2 separate regions of the Homo sapiens genome follow, and region 2 is linked to region 1. A link is an interaction called in ENCODE POLR2A ChIA-PET data of the cell type or tissue named here. Cell type or tissue: Panc1. All regions are shown on one strand.

Region 1 (5,000 bases):
GAAAACAGGCTGAGAAATCCCACAATTCAAACTCAAATCTGGCTACAAAGCCCATTATTTTAATCATTCTATTACTCAATTTGTGGGACGTGTGGAACATCCAAGTGCTAATATCTGGTAGATAGTTGAAAATATGGGTCTGAGTTCAAGATAAAAATCTAGCCTATAGATACACTTTTCAAAACCATTGGCATTTAAATGTCATATGACAGTAAGTGGGTAAAATAATGTTACCAAGGCAGTGACTTTCAAACGTATTGACTACAGTCAGCAGTAGATTTTTTTTTTTTACAGAGACCTACAGAGACCTACTACACACACAGACACACACAGACATGCACACACACAGATCTCCTTTTACAATTCCTACCCCATTAAATGTGATAAATTCTGTTGCTTTCTATTCCATTTTCTTCTATGCAATTCTATTTCATTTAAAAATGCTACTTGCAACCCATGAGATTGGTGACATCAGCCATCAGTAGGTTGTCCTCTGCAGTTTGAAAAGCACTGCCTTTAGTAATTTGTGATAAAGAAGCCACGAACTGGCAACCCACTGACCATTTCTGTCATGGAGATGTATTCTCTTTAGCATGCTATTTCTGGCATGTAGATATGTTATCCTCGAGCAAATTTTTAAACATCAGAGATTTCAAATGAAAGCCTGAATTTCAGATTGTCTTGAGAAATGGAAAAAAATTTGCTAATGGTTATGTTGCCTATTGGCTGACATTGGCTGAAGCTGAGAAACAGCTGCTTCCTGTTTTCCATAGACACATCCACTCCTTCTTATCTCCCTGACATTGAATACCAGCTGCCATTTAAAATTATGCTTGTATTTGTTTTCTGTTGTGGTGGTTGTTGTTTTTCTAAGAGAAAAGGTATTTCTTTACTTTATCAAAGATGGAAAAAGTAAAGAGTAAGAGAGTCACATAATTTTTCCTTCCTACCACCTGCTTCATTTATTCATGTCATCTACAGATCTGTGTTATCACTTGGGTTTGTGAGCCACAGTCTAGAGTGTTAAAAGAGAGGCTGCTAATACCCACAAGAAAAGGGAGAAAAAAGAGCCCTAGAAAAATACTAAAAAGGAATTACCAGAGGGTTTAGGAGAAAATCCATAAGAATAGGACACCAGGGGTTAAGAGCATCCAGTTTAGGCTTTATGGTATTTTAATGTCAAAGGCATTTGTTGATCTACTTGGCAAAAACTGTCAAAGAAGATTCTCTTCTCTTTAGACAATTCAACTCAGTATCTTACCCCGAAAGTCAGGAAGATACAAAAATAAAGGATTTTAGCAATGGGGACCTGTATTAACATGCTAGGGTTTAATAAAAAATATTATCATGTCACACTAATAAAAATATTATCATCTTACACTTTATGTTAGAGGATGAAGATGTGGAATGCAGTTTGCCAGACATTATTTTGGTGATGGTTTTTGGATTGAGTGAGAAAATGGTTCTTGCACATGCACTGCTCTTTGAAATAGGGTTCATGAGACAGAGGTGGTAGTGGAAGCCCTTGTCTCAGTGTGGATTGGGACTGAGCACTTTAGCATAACTTTAGCCATCCATTTGAGTGTCTCAAATTACCCTACCGATGGATCCAGGAGCCTGGTACTATTACTGAGGTCAGAATTGTGACATGATAATATTTTTATTAAGCCTTAAGTCTGTGCTAGCATTGGCTACCATCATGGCATATCATCGAAGTGGGTATATGCCTTGGTCGGTTTGGGATACTGTAACAAAATACTATCAACTAGGTGGCTTACAGAAAGTAGAACTTTATTTCTTACAGTTCTGGAGGTTGGGAAGCCCAAGATGAACGTGAAGGCATGGGCAGATTTGGTGTCTGGTGAGGACCCACTTCTGGTTTATAGATGACACCTTCTCACTGTGTCCTCACATGGTGGAAAGTACCAGGAGTCTCTCTTGGGCCATTTTTTTTTTTTTTTTGAGATAGTGTCTTGCTCTTGTCGCCCAGGCTGGAGTGCAATGGCATGATCTTGGCTCACTGCATCCTCCACCCCCAGGCTCAAGTGATTCCCCTGCCTCAGCCTCCTGAGTAGCTGGGATTACAGACACCCACCATCATGCCCAGCTAATTTTTGTATTTTTAGTAGAGATGGGGTTTCACCATGTTGGCCAGGCTGGTCTTGAACCCCTGACCTCAGGTGATCCACCTTGGACCTTTTTTATAAGGGCACTAATTTGGTCCATGAGGGTTCCATTCTCATGATCTAATCACTTCACAGAGGTTCTACCTCTTAATCTCATCGCTTGTGGATTAGAATTTAAACATAAAAATTTGGGGGGGGGGGGCGGATCACAAACACTCAGATCATAATAGCATATAAAATGAGTTGAAGTCCTAGGAAAAAGGCTTTGAGAGAAGGAGTTAGTTTGCATAGGGAAATCATTTACAATCAGTATTAACTGAGGGTACTCCTTATAGTGGCTGGAATAATATATCATTTGAATAAATTGGTGGTCTTCAATTTTGATTGCACCACCAAAGAATCAAAAGTTACTCAAGAATTAACAACTGAATATCGCATTAGACAATTTGAAGGAGGGAAACAAAATAAGCTCTGCTATAATTTTCAAAAAATGACGAAACTTTTTACACAAATTAAAAATAATTTCAAAAAGGATTTTCACCTTAGCATTAGTCTTTTTTGTTTAATAATAAAGGAAGGAGAAGAAACAAAAAGAAAAGATAGACTATTTTTGCCTAAATGTCATTCTTAGAAGCAGAGAAGTATTTACTTTTCTTTTGTTCCTTCAAATCCTAAGAGGGCAGTACAAGCTGGAGCTTCTCTTCCTTTTCATTTGCCAGGAAACAGCACACAAAGGCAAGGCTTCTCTTAGCAGGGCAGAGACATTTGTTTTCTTTTTTTCTATTCCCTGTTGAGCTGAGCCTTTAAACAGAAATCTATCCGCTGTGCTTCTATTGTGTTGTGAGCACCATGACTTATGTTTATTCTTTATAGATCACGTTTTCCATGTTTTACCATGTTAGCGAGTTAAAATGAGTACATATTTTGAGGTATTCACAAGTGGACAATTTATAATTCTTTGGTTATGACTAAAGGTTGAGTTGCTAAAATATCATAAAGGGATATTTGCCTAGAATTAATATATGTAAAATACTCTGTGTTAAGTAGCCAGCCATAGCACATAAACTAATGAAATCTCCAGGAACTGAGATTTTACAATAATTAAGATAATGCTTATAGGTAATATACATTATAATGAGAATTTTATTTTTCTATGGAAGATTGGTAAAAATAGCCAACATGACGTATAGGGCAAAAATGACTTCTTAGTATTTGTCGGTCTAAACAGGGTCACTTTCCTACCTCAAAGTCATCTATCAAATAAATCCTTCTTCCCCCATGGAGGGAAATCAACTAGTTTAGCTGAAGTCTCTCCAATGTGAAGCAGCCAGCCAAGAGAAAAGGAGAGGATCCAGAAGCTGAGAGATGCTTTACTTAGTCAAGTTGGCAGGAGAAGACACAATGAGAGAATGATGAGCTATGCATATTTAGAGAATTGGACAAGAGATAAATAAATAGTAGCAGCTGTGGTCTGGACGTGTCCCCTCCAAAATTCGGGTGTTGAAACATAATGGCCAATATAATGGCGTTAAGGGGCCTTTAAGAGGTGATTAGGCCAATGAGGGTTCCCTCTCTGGTGAATGGGATTAAGGCCCTTATAAAAGAGGCATAATTAATGCTTTGGCTCCCTCACCCTTCTGCCTTTTACCATGTGAGGACAACACATTCCTCCCCTTGAAGGATGCAGCACCAGGTGCCATCTTGGAAACAGAGAGTAGCACTCACCAGATGACCAAACCTGTCAACACCTTGATCTTGGACTTCCTAGCCTCCTGCACTGTGAAAATAAATGCCCGTTTTTCACAAATCAGCCAATCTCAAGTATTTTTGTTATGGCAGCATAAAACTAAGAGAGTAGCTCTTGTGATTAGAGTGGATGTGGCTTTCATTTCAATTAGAATGGATGTGGCTTTTCAATTGCAATAGGGTCTTACTACTTACGTAACAATACTATTGATATTTTACATGTATTCTGCATACTTTCATTTGAGACCTACTCATGTATTATTCTATATGATCCTCAGAAAAACTTGGTGAGGAAGTAATAGAAGGCTCTATTAATAATAATAACTTTGTTATTATTCTCATTTTACAGGTAAAGAAACCAAGGCTTAGAGACCTGCTCACAGTCGTTTCGTGAGGGAATGCAACATCTGGGTCTAGGGTCCAAATCTATCTCTGCTGTGAAGAGGAACTCATACAGGAGATCTACATGATTACCAATTCTTGGCCTTGCAGTGGAGGTAAGTCTTTTTATCAGCCTTTCAAAGCTGCCTATAGATACCTAGGCATCTATAGGATTTTATAGAGATCATTAGGATTTTATAGAGCTCTTCATATTTTATGGGGCTAATTTTAGCCAATCTTGAGATTGTGGTCATGTTTCTGTAACTATTGATTAACTCAGCAAATATCATAGAGGAAATTATAAGATATTTAATATATGATTGTTGAATAAATGAAAAGATCTGTGATGAGCATAGCAAGATCAATGTATTTCTAGGTCATAGCTAATGATAAAATATATAAAGCAATTATTTGCTTTTCACATTTTATGATTTTATAGTGACAAAACCTATTTTTTATCTCAAAAGCCTCAAAGGCCAGAAGCTTTTTTTTTTTTTTTTTTTTTTTAATAATTTAACCTCAAGTAGGGTTGTGGACATGTGGCCAAGATTGTTGCTGCAGGGAAACTTAAGCATAGAGAAAAGGAAATAAAGAAGCAAGGACAGTGACAGTTCAGTCTGGTGAGAGTGTCAGCATCCAGCAGCAGCTATGGCAGTGGCAAGAGTAGTAGGGTGTCCGGTGGCCACGACTAGCAGGGCTAAAAGCAGCTTTGTTCTAGCCAGACTTTTCCTTTGTGTCATTTCAGTT
Region 2 (5,000 bases), 140 kb after region 1:
AATAATACCTCAGAGGGCAGAGGGCAAAGGGAAATGAGGACATTCCTAACTGGTCTCTCTGTTTTACCTTTTATGCTCCTCTAATCCATTTTCCATCCAGACTGATGTCCAAATTTAAAGGTCTCATCGCTCCCCTGCTTAATATACTTGAATGACTTCTTATGTAAACTTTGTCATGATCTAAAAGTTCCCGCTAGATCTGCAACTGCCTTCCTCCCCCCGTTTCATCTGTTTAGCAGACCGAGGGCACCAGTCTCTGTGGTTTAAACTTGCCAAACTTTTCTTCACGGAAGTTTTGCTGTTCTTTTCTCCACTAGACAGCTGTTCCAGAAGTTCTTATGTCTGATTCCTTCTCATTCTTCATGCCTAAGCTTAAATATAACACAAGAAGCCCTTCCCTGATTATTCTAAACAGGGGCCTTGCCTATTGATAGTTTCTATTACAGTATTATTTATAGTTCCTTAATTGCCCCATAATGATGCAGTTATTTTACTTGTATTTTTATTATCTGTTTGCCCCATAAATATTACTCTCATAAAGACAGAGACTGCCCTGTTCTCCTTTGGAGCTCAGTAAAACAAATATTTGTTGAATAAATGAATATTTGAAGTTAGTCTTTATGGAAGCATTATAACTTTGGTTGTAAGTTTTATAATTTAATATTGTTTATAACTCTGAAGATAAGTGAGTCTAAACCAGGAAAATTTACATTTATACTTTAATGAATAAAAATCATGAATACTTACAAAACATTCACTATTGCCAAGCATTATATATACCTAGTATTTTACAAAGCCTTCTCTTGTCACTTTCATAGCTACTCTAAGTGATGGGTCCTGTAACCCTGATCTATTGGAGGTTAAACTGAGATTCAGAGTTAACTTGTCCAGGGTCACACAGTAAATTAATTGTATCTTAACCATTAAAAATGTCATATGAGGCCGGGTGTAGTGGCTCATGCCTATAATCCCAGCACTCTGGGAGGCTGAGGCAGGTGGATCACTTTAGCCCAGGAGTTGGAGATGAGCCTGGGCAATATGGCAAAACTCTGTCTCTACAAAAAAATTAACTGGGCATGGTGGCATGTGCCTGTAGTCTCAGGTACTAGGAAGGCTGAGTTGGGAGGATTGCTTGAGCCTGGGAGGTTAAGCCTGCAGTGAACCGTAAGCGAGCCACTGTACTCCAGCCTGGGTGACAGAGTGAGAGACCCTGTCTCAAAAAAAAAAAAAAAAGTCATGAAAAGTTACCACTAACTGAATTATGGCTTTGTCTAGTTTTTTCTGGGTTTTCTTTATTTTCCAACTCTTAAGATATTAAGTCAAAGCTGTCATCTTCAGAATGACGCTTTGTCTCCTCCTTCACACCTACAGCACTCAGTCAGAGTATCGAGCATGTCTTCTGCACATTACACCAGGGAAATGGCTTTCTTTCAGCCAATCTCCAGGAATCCAAAAATTCAAAGGCAACAAATTAAAGATCATTATATATATTGCAAATGGTTAAAAACCTTTAAAATATAAAAACTTTTATAAATAAGAAAATCTAGTAGAAAAATGGTCAGCCCACATGATTCACAGAAAAAGGAATATAAATAGACAATTATGTGAAGAAATTTATAATTACTAGTAATCACAGAGATGCAAAAGAAAGCAAATGAAATGCCATTTCCATCAAATTAGAAAATACTAAGAAATTATAATACCTAGTACTGATGGTGAAATACAAATTGATATAATGGTGGAATGTAATTTGGCAATATGTACTTAAAACAAAAATGGTCACAGTCTTTACGTGCTAGTATCTCAAGGAATTATAGGGAAATAGAAGTGACTGAAGATACATATATGAGGTTGTTCATCATATATTAAATGAAAATATAGTGAACAATCTAAATTCTTCAACAGGATGGTGGTACCATCAAGAGCATGGACTCTGGAGCTAGACAGCCAGATCAAAGTCCATCAGTGATAGTCACTAACTGTAGAACTTTGGGCAGGTTGCTGACCCGTGTGTGCCTTGCTGTTCTCATTTGCCAAACAGGGGTAGTAATAGGAGCCATCTCATAAACTTCTGGTGAAGATTAAGTTAATATATGTGAAGCACTTTAACAGTGCTGAGAGCATTGTAAGCATTATATAAACAATCTATCATTTTTATGATTAAAATCACTTAAAATTTTGAAAAGGAAAATTTTTCACAGCATAATTTTAAGTGAAAAATAGAAAATGTATATTTTCAGTATGATCAGATTTCTAAATATGTGTATGACACAAGCACACATATGTAAGTTTAAAGAAAGTAGGAGGAAGGTGTTTGCCCTGTTTCCCAAAGTGGGAACTATATCTGTTTTAAAAACAACTGTCAAAAGTAAATGAAATAGGTTATATAAGTTGAGGAATCTGTTTTGCTTTGAAAATTGTGTAAAATTGCCAAGTTTCTAATAAACCAATAAATATAACATCAGTTCTTCCACTTTGTGGTATTACCATATACAATTTATGTCCCTGATGAATATTTTAGTCTTACCACTCTTAAAAATATGTGCGTATGTATTTAGGTAGTATATATAAAGGATGTACACACACACACACACCCTCTCTCTCTCCAAGAAAAATGTACCAGAATGTTAATTAAGTATATCTCTGGGCAGAAGAATTAAAGGTTATGTTAATTTTTTATTTATACTTTATCCAGATTTTCTATAATGAAGAGGAATACTGCTAAAATGTTTTTTTTTGTTGTTGTTTTTTTTTGCGGGGGGGGGGGGGCGTTTCCTATAAACCGGTTGATTCAGGCACTTACCCTGGTCCGTAGTTGCATATAAAATGTGCTCCATTGGAAAGAGCGTCAAAGCCAGAAACTTTAGGGCAAAATTGAACTGCGCAGCCAACTTTGTAACTATCTGCCCAAACAACCTGAAAGGAAATAAGGATTTTTAACAGAGAAAAACCATAAGATAAACATTGGGTATGATTAGGTCTTCATAAACATGGTGAGGTATACCACTCTAGTTAGAGTGCTTAAAACCCAGGAAGGTTTAGATACTCAGAAATCAGCTGGATAGACCTGTAGTTACCATTATTGGGGTGTGTGTGTGTGTGTGTGTGTGTGTGTGTGTGTGTGTGAAATAAGATAATTTTTGACAGTACAATGAAGAAATAAAACGGTAATGCAATAGGGAGTGATTGCTGGCAAGGTGATGCTGATTTTACTTGGGTGTTCAGAGGAAGCATTTGAACTGAGACTTGGACGACGAGGATGCAGCACTCAGGACAAACATTCAGGAAACTTAAACAATGGAGGAAGAGCATTCCAAGCAGAGGGAACACCAGGGAGAAAGGCCCTGAGATGGAATTTGCTTGGCATTATAGATTGGCAGGAAGAAAGCAAGTGAAGCCAAGATCTGATGAGTTGGAGAGAGTTGTAAGCAGTGAGGTCAAAGGCAGAGAAACCGATCAGGGAGATTCTTGTGAGTGCTATGTTCTTTTTCATGTCTTAGGTCACGAAGTGAACGGACTGAGAAGAGCAAGGGGAACAGGAAGCAGGTAATTTTGGAGGCTGTTTCAGTGGTACAAGAATGAAAAGATAGTGACTCACACGTGGGTGATGCCAGTGGAGCTCCCAAGAATGAATCAGGTTCATGGCTCAGCTTAGAGGTAAAGTTAAAAGGATTTTGAGTGTAGGGTAAGAGGGGAAGAGATAAAGTTTTGGTTTGGGGCCTGAGAAACATTTACTGAGATGGAGAAAACTAGGGAAGGAGGAGGGTAGGTGGGAGCGTGGGCAGGGGTTTTGTTCAGAATATGTTGATTTTGAGAGGCCTATTAGATATCAAGTGAAGATTAACTTGGTGGCTGCAGTCCAGAGGACAGGGTAAGGCTAGAGATGTAAATCTGGAAGACATGGAGCAAGATTAGATCACACAGGCAAATATAATAGATCAAGTAAATGAGAGTCTGGAATAATGAAAGCAAACACAAAACCAGCCTGCAAAACAGACTGAAGGAGTGGTCAGTGATGTAGGAGGGAAACCAAGAACAGAGAGACCTGCGCTGTTACATGGGATCCAGCACTCAAAAGAGCCCCATGCTTGGTTTAGATCAGTGCTGTCACATATTTTAGCACCTTTAGTGGTGCTTTTCTTTTGCTTTCTGAACAAAAGATTCCACATCATTTTGCAATGGGCTCCACAAATTCAATTATATAGCCCATCTTGACCAAGAGTGTTTGGTGTCACAAAAGCCTAAAGAAGAGAGTATTTAAAGGTGGATACAGCCAGCAATTAAATGCACTCATTTTTACAGCAGTACCAAATTACATTTTAAATTATTTTTTACTCATAAGTTTTTGAGCAATTTTGTCATAAGAACTGTGCCAAATACATTCAAAATTGAGTGAGCTAGAACCAGTGGGTACATTCACAAAACTTAGAAAAAAAGCAGTCATGAAACTCATCAGGTGAGGGTTTGACCACTGTGAATAGGCAGTGGAAGATGCTAAGGGCATATATGGCATGGTGCCTTTCTCTGAAGAAATGAGGTGGAGCTGGAGCTGGGATGAGCTGGTCTGGAGTCTTCCAGCAGAGGGCAACATCCTGTGTGATCCCTGGGTGGGACTGACCCATTCACAGAACTCAAAGAAAAGCCAGTGTGGCTGCAGAAAATGAAGAAGTTTACTTTAAAAATAAATGAAATTTACTCCCTGTATCAGGTGTTTGAACTAGAGCAACTCCATCTTGGTGTTGTGTTTTTTTGTTGTGGTTTTGTTTTTTTGTTTGTTTGTTTTTGAGACGGAGTTTTGCTCTTGTTGCCCAGGCTGGAGTGCAATGGTGCAATCTCGGCTTATTGCAACCTCCGCCTCCCAGGTTCAAGCGATTCTCCTGCCTCAGGCTCCCAAGTAGCTGGAATTACAGGCATGTGCCACCATGCCCGGCTAATTTTGTATTTTTAGTAGAGATGGGGTTTCACTATGTTGGTCAGGCTGGTCTCAAACTACTGACCTC

The links. ChIA-PET counts read pairs that join two places held together with the same protein. Peaks named below come from ENCODE experiments on the same cell type or tissue, not always from the same donor. Only the 100,000 strongest peaks of a DNase experiment are listed, where the experiment ranks them.
Region 2: POLR2A ChIA-PET joins it to region 1 with 5 read pairs; 3 of 35 experiments call an interaction of 5 or more read pairs at or near these places.

The regions. Positions count from the first base shown.
Region 1 is chr12:75,630,536-75,635,535 of GRCh38, reverse strand. LOC105369844 (a long non-coding RNA gene) reads left to right here. Exons shown (of 16, transcript XR_007063375.1): 9 at 4,222-4,369. Among named protein-coding and RNA genes, the nearest start is that of KRR1, 120 kb to the right of the region's middle. RefSeq lists an enhancer at 2,611-3,194. In Panc1, no CTCF peak of the experiment used is centred here; no DNase peak of the experiment used is centred here; H3K27ac peaks cover 4,802 bases.
Region 2 is chr12:75,488,322-75,493,321 of GRCh38, reverse strand. It overlaps GLIPR1 (GLI pathogenesis related 1), which reads right to left. Exons shown (of 6, transcript NM_006851.3): 3 at 2,804-2,916. KRR1 (KRR1 small subunit processome component) reads left to right here. Exons shown (of 10, transcript NM_007043.7): 10 at 1-2,459. It overlaps GLIPR1-AS1 (GLIPR1 antisense RNA 1), which reads left to right and starts at 3,501. Exons shown (of 2, transcript XR_007063373.1): 1 at 3,501-3,546. In Panc1, CTCF peaks have their summits at 4,357 and 4,563 (motif pointing right); no DNase peak of the experiment used is centred here; H3K27ac peaks cover 2,647 bases.